Regions from separate parts of the Homo sapiens genome. Here region 1 is linked to region 2. The links are chromatin loops, found by intact Hi-C in ENCODE. Cell type or tissue: PC-3. All regions are shown on one strand. Links, peaks and the distances in the headings refer to the core of each region. The heading gives the core; the rest is flanking DNA.

What was found. Peaks named below come from ENCODE experiments on the same cell type or tissue, not always from the same donor. Only the 100,000 strongest peaks of a DNase experiment are listed, where the experiment ranks them.
Region 1: it touches region 2 in a loop (4-fold over the local background); 4 of 110 quality-filtered maps call a loop at or near these places.

What each region holds. Positions count from the first base shown.
Region 1 is chr1:167,903,321-167,906,232 of GRCh38, forward strand. ADCY10 (adenylate cyclase 10) reads right to left here. Exons shown (of 33, transcript NM_018417.6): 2 at 1,673-1,878; 3 at 567-671. The coding sequence starts at 1,820. It also overlaps a transcript of DCAF6 not described here. Among named protein-coding and RNA genes, the nearest start is that of ADCY10, 9.4 kb to the right of the region's middle. In PC-3, for the core only: no CTCF peak of the experiment used is centred there; a DNase peak (open chromatin) is centred at 1,451.
Region 2 is chr1:167,818,656-167,821,567 of GRCh38, forward strand. All of the region lies in intron 30 of ADCY10 (adenylate cyclase 10), which reads right to left. Among named protein-coding and RNA genes, the nearest start is that of ADCY10, 94 kb to the right of the region's middle. RefSeq lists a silencer at 1,629-1,778. In PC-3, for the core only: no CTCF peak of the experiment used is centred there; a DNase peak (open chromatin) is centred at 1,476; H3K4me3 peaks cover 1,033 bases; H3K27ac peaks cover 1,286 bases.

The sequences.
Region 1 (2,912 bases), core at 263-2,762, 85 kb after region 2:
TGGGGGGCTGAGGCAGGTGGATCACTTGAGGTCAGGAGTTTGAGACCAGCCTGGCCAACATGGTGAGACCCCATCTCTACTAAAAATACAACAATTAGACAGGTGTGGGGGCGGGCGCCTGTAATCCTAGCTACTCGGGAGGCTGAGACATGAGAATTGCTTGAACCCAGGAGGCGAAGGTTGCAGTGAGCCAAGATTGTGCCACTGCACTCCAGCCTGGGCGACAGAGCAAGACTCTGTCTCTAAATAAATAAATAAAAATAAATATAAATACTTGGATATATAACTAAAAGTATTACTACTACAGTTCTTTTAAAAGCAGTGTATAATTCAGCCCTCTAACACAAAACATCCCTTCCCTCAAATAGTCTGTATTAGTGAGGTTTGATTATATTTATTTCTTCAGTTATACTATATCATATTTCAAAAAAGACTGGTTTTATACACATTTCATGGGGAAGAGGAGGAGTGCTAAGCAATTGTACTCTATCAGGTTATAATTGACAACTACGGAAAAAACAATGAATTGAAATATTCTCAAGCCAGAAACCTATGGGAACACTTACTCTCCACTATTGCACTTATGTGGTAGTTGAGGATCTCCACCAACTGCTCAGCCCCTCTGTCCATGTACATGGCACTGCTGAACTTCTCAGTCATTGCAGTAAAACCTGGAATAAATGTGCAGCTGGTTTCCTTGGCTGCTTGGGGGAATCAAACAGAGCCAGAAGAGGACTACCCTGGAAGGCAGCGGGCCTCAGCTTTTTTTTTTTTTTTTTTTTTTTGAGACAGAGTCTTGCTTTGTAGCCCAGGCTGGAGGGCAATGGTGTGATCTCAGCTCACTGCAACCTCCGCCTCCCGGGTTCAAGCAATTCTCCTGCCTCAGCCTTCCGAGCAGCTGGGACTATAAGCGTGCGCCACCATGCCAGGCTCGTTTTTGTATTTTTAGTACAGATGGGGTTTCACCATGTTAGCCAGGATGGTCTCGAACTCCTGACCTTGTGATCCGCCCTCCTCGGCCTCCAAAAGTGTTGGGATTGCAGGCGTGAGCCACCGAACCCGGTGGCCTCAGCTTTTAAAAACAGGCAGAGTTTCTTCTTAAGGATCTTTGTGGCTGGTCAAGTGTCAGACATGCAGCCTCCTCTAGCTATTATTTTAGGGGTCAGGAAAAGGCTCCAGATATTTCTTTCTTCCAAATTCTCAACTGTACAGTGATAACTGCAACTTCTTTAACTGGGAATAAAATTTTCATTCCGTGGTAACAAAAACACACACATTTCAAACACTTCTGAAGAGGTGGCAAGTTTATTAGTAAGATGTAAACATCATCTAGGGAGATCATTTCCTGAGGTCAATTTTGACTGGGATGTGTATGGGGCTTGGGGCTGGAGAGGATGAGTCAGTGAAGTTGGGGCAGAGATACTGGAGCAAAGAATGGGACTTGAGCATGTTAAAGATATGCCTATGACTGGCAGTCCTGAGTAAGGGAGGATGAGAGAGAGCCAGGGCCACAAGCTATTTCCTCCCTCTTGTGTTCTCAGTGGAGCACATCTGCTGTGACAGCCCAAGGGCTCCAGAATGGCCTCCCTACTCTGCAATCAAGCTCTGCATGTGAATTCCCACGCGAGCCTGTTGCTCATCCACATTAAACAAACATCCCTTTTGCACTTGCCTGAAATATCAACAAACATCAGGACTCCGTCAAAATAATCCATAAAGGGTCGCTCTGGGGAGAAATGTCCATAGACAATGAGGTCTGGTAAATGAGCTGCTATTCTGACTATGGGCCAGTCCTGGAATTCTTCTTTTGGAGTGTTCATGTTCAAGACAAATGTTCAGGATTTTATGGTGACAGGAAGCAGTCTCCAAATAGGTCTTCTAAAAAGAAAATTGAAATAGAGGAAATCTGATATATTCATTTGCTCATTTTCCTATTGCTCTTTCTCCATTTGTTTTGTTCTAACCTGCGGCCTGCTTATAGTGGTGAAAATGCCAGAGTTGTTGAGCCACACTTCAAAAGGGCCAATTTCTATACAGAGGAAGAACCCTCCCACCCTGAACAGCTGTTGCATAAGTGAGCTCCATTACAAAGAGGCTGGGGTGAAAGAGGGTAGCTGAACGGCTCAACTCATTTGCAGGAAGGGGTAGGCCCTCGCAGGGCAAGTCCAGTTGTAGTGGGCTGTTAAGCTCTATTCACTCAGGCCAGACTTCTTTTTCTTCTGTCCTCATGTTTCCTTTTACCCTCTCTCTACCTTGGTCTTTTACTTTTTTCTCTCTTTAAAAAAAAAAAAAGTGTAGATGTGATTCGTGTGTGTGAGTGTATTTATATGTAAGTGAGTATTAGAGTTTTGTATATAGGCAAGAGATTAAGACTATAAAGGTATAATGTTAAATAAATGGAAGAAAAGAGTTCAGAAATGTGTGTGTGTGTGTGTGTGTGTGGCAGCTGGAAAGATGGAAGACCTTAAGCTGTAAATGGAAGGAAATGCTGAAATTTCAATTTGTTGCCCAGTTAGTTCTGAGAAAACTAGGATTTCCTAAGGCCTTCCTGTAGCTGCTGGGGCAGATTAAATGCTCATGCCTAAATGTTGTAAAAATCATGCTCTACCAGCCTGAACAGTAAAAGCAAACACCCTTTACTTTTTCAGAGCAATCCAAGTTACTGGAATAGGTTATACAGAAAATATAAGAGGATTTGTTTTTTTAAGAAAAGGAACTGTTATTTTTGGTTTAATTCTGACCAGCAGAGAGGAACTTGTTAGTAGGTCATATTGGGATATATTAGAGTATTAGAGGAAAAAATTGAGACAGTCGCTTATATCCCTTAGATTTAAGGGGAAGTATTTAAAAAATAACTCAGGGAAAAATATTTGTACATTTAACAGACAAACTTTAAAATGTATATAGTATAC
Region 2 (2,912 bases), core at 91-2,590:
GCCTCCCGAGTAGCTGGGACTACAGGTGTGTACCACCACGCCCAGCTAATTTTTTGTATTTTAAGTAGATACGGGGTTTCACCATGTTGGCTAGGCTGGTCTCGAACTCCTGACCTCAGGTGATCCACCCGCCTTGGCCTCCCAAAGTGCTGGGATTACAGGCTGTGCCACCATGCCCGGCCACTTTGGCTTTTTAAATTAAAAAGTGAGGGAGATCAGACACTTGGAGCTGTGGATTCTGGGGCTTGAAGAAATTGTTCCAATACCAAAGAGAGATGATTTAGGCCAGTACTGCTCAAAATGTAGTCCACAGACTGGCATCATCAGTATCACCTGGATTCTCATTAATGCAGGTTCTCTGGTTCAGTCCAGGTCTACTGAATCAGACAGGCTCTGGGGGTGTGGCATCTCTGAGTTAACAAGCTCTCCAGGTGATTTTTTTTTTAACCCTTCAAAGTAATTAAAAATAAGACATTTATTCCAACAATTCTTACATTGCATGAAATACCTCTTTAATATTCTACCTGCATTTGGAACTACCTTCAGAGTATATGGTACAATCCTTTGAATATTTTCTGTGTAGAAAATCCGATTTTTTTTTTTTTTTTTTTTTAGATGGAGTTTCACCCTTGTTGACCAGGCTGGAGTACAATGGCACGATCTCAGCCCACTGCAACCTCTGCTTCCCTGGTTGAAGCAATTCTCCTGCCTCGCTGGGATTACAGGCGCCTGCCATCACGCCTGCCTAATTTTTTATATTTTTAGTAGAGACACGGTTTCACCATATTGGCCAGGCTGGTCTCGAACTCCTGACCTCAGGTGATCCACCCACCTCAGCCTCCCAAAGTGCTGCGATTACAGGCGTGAGCCACTGCTCCTGGCCTGCTTATGATTTTTTTATTTTTTATTTTTTTTTATTTTTTGAGACCCAAGTTTTGCTCTTGTTGCCCAGGCTGGAGTGCAATGGCGCGATCTTGGCTCACCGCAACCTTCGCCTCCTGGGTTCAAACAATTCTCCTGCCTCAGCCTCCCAGGTAGCTGGGTTTACAGGCATGCGCCACCATGCCTGGCTAATTTTTTTGTATTTTTAGTAGAGATGGGGTTTCTCCATGTTGGTCAGGCTGGTCTTGAACTCCCGACCTCAGGTGATCTGCCGGCCTCGGCCTCCCAAAGTGCTGGGATTACAGGTGTCAGCCACCGCGCCCGGCATGATTTTCTAATAGCCAAATATTTAAAGCCAAATCGGATCAACAGTAGGCAAAACATCTTCTCCAGGCCATCAACTTCATCTTCATCTGTGCTGTATTCTTCCATTGTTTTGCCACTAACAAAGTGGATGACTCTCCTTGGGACTTTCTTCTTTTTTCCTATGACTCCCAGTTCTACGTTTCAAAGCCTCTTTCGTTACTCATCCTTGAGATAAAATTTGGCTATGGTTGTCCTGACATCAACGTTTCCTTTTGGACCATGACTCAGCTTTTTGGATCCCTTAATTTCCTGCCCCGCAGATTCCCCGAATGCCGCGGCGGCCGCAGCTCCCGAGGCTGCGACGGCTTCTCCTCGTTCCACAGGGCCCACTGGGTCCTGGTCCATCGTCGTCGCCACCACAGGGCTGCTGGCGCCGCAGCGCCGGCCGCCTAGCCAAGTCTCTGGGAAGGGGACTAGCCGGCCTTGAGGGGCGGGGCCGGCCAGAGGGGCGGGGCCAGCCCGCGCCTCGCCTAGCCCGCCTGGCTCAGCACCCCGAGAGCTGGCCGACTGCCCTCCAGGTGATTTTTATGCCCACTAAAGTCTGAGCAGCATTGGCCTAGGACACAGCTGTTTAAAAAATTCTCCTGCTGAGATAGACAAGAAAAATAAATTTGGATGATTTCTGGACTTTAGATTCCTTAACCTTTAACTCACATTGGTAAGTTATTTGATTTTGAACTTTAATTGGCAAGAGTAATCAATTTTTGGATTTTAATTTCTCCTCATTAATTTTAATAATAAGAGGGGATTTCTTGCCAGGTGCAGTGGCTCATGCCTGTAATCCCAGCATTTGGGAAGGCTGAGGTAGACGGGACCTGAGCCCAGGAGTTGGAGACCAGCCTGGGCAACATCACGACATCCCATCTCTACAAAAGATTAAAATTAGCCAGGCGTGGTGGTATGTGCCTGCAACTCCAGCTACTCAGGAAGCTGAGGTGTTTGGGAGGATCACTTGAGCCTGGGAAGGCGAGGCTGCAGTGATCCGCGATCGCACCACGGGACTCCAACCTGGGTGACACAGCAAGACTGTCTCAGAAAGAAGGAAGGGGTGGATTTCTATTCCAATTTGGAGCTGTTCTAACTTGTAGCATTTTATATAGGAATGTCTTCATATTGTCATTTAGTCTCATCACAAACCTCTGATAGACCATACGGTTGCATATAATTAAGATAGGAAATAAAATAATAGGGGGCGATTTTCAGTCTTGGGGATAGTCATGGAAATAATTTAATGAATGTTCTGTTCTGACCCATTTTAGAACCTTAGCATTCATCTCCTTCCTTAAGGGTATGACCATAATAGCTACATGCTTAACTGAGTTAAAAACGTAGTAGGTTAAAGGAATTGAGCCTTAGGCTTAATGAGTTAATGGGGTGCGGGGAGAATGCTGCTTCCTCACTCCTGAAATTTCCTTCCATGTAAGGGGCCTCTATTTGGTGCAAAGCACCAGAACTCTTTCCCCGCTTTACTTGCCCTTTCAATGATAAGGAGAGATCTTGCTGGTGATTTGGGAGATGAATTGGGCAAGTATAACTCAGTCCGTGTCTCTCTCTATCTTGAGAGCCAGTGAAGCCAACAGGGAGTGTGATACTGATCTCTCTGCTACAAGAGGCCTGCCTCCATGTGAGTAGACCTACAGTTTTCCAGAACTGCCTGCTGCTGA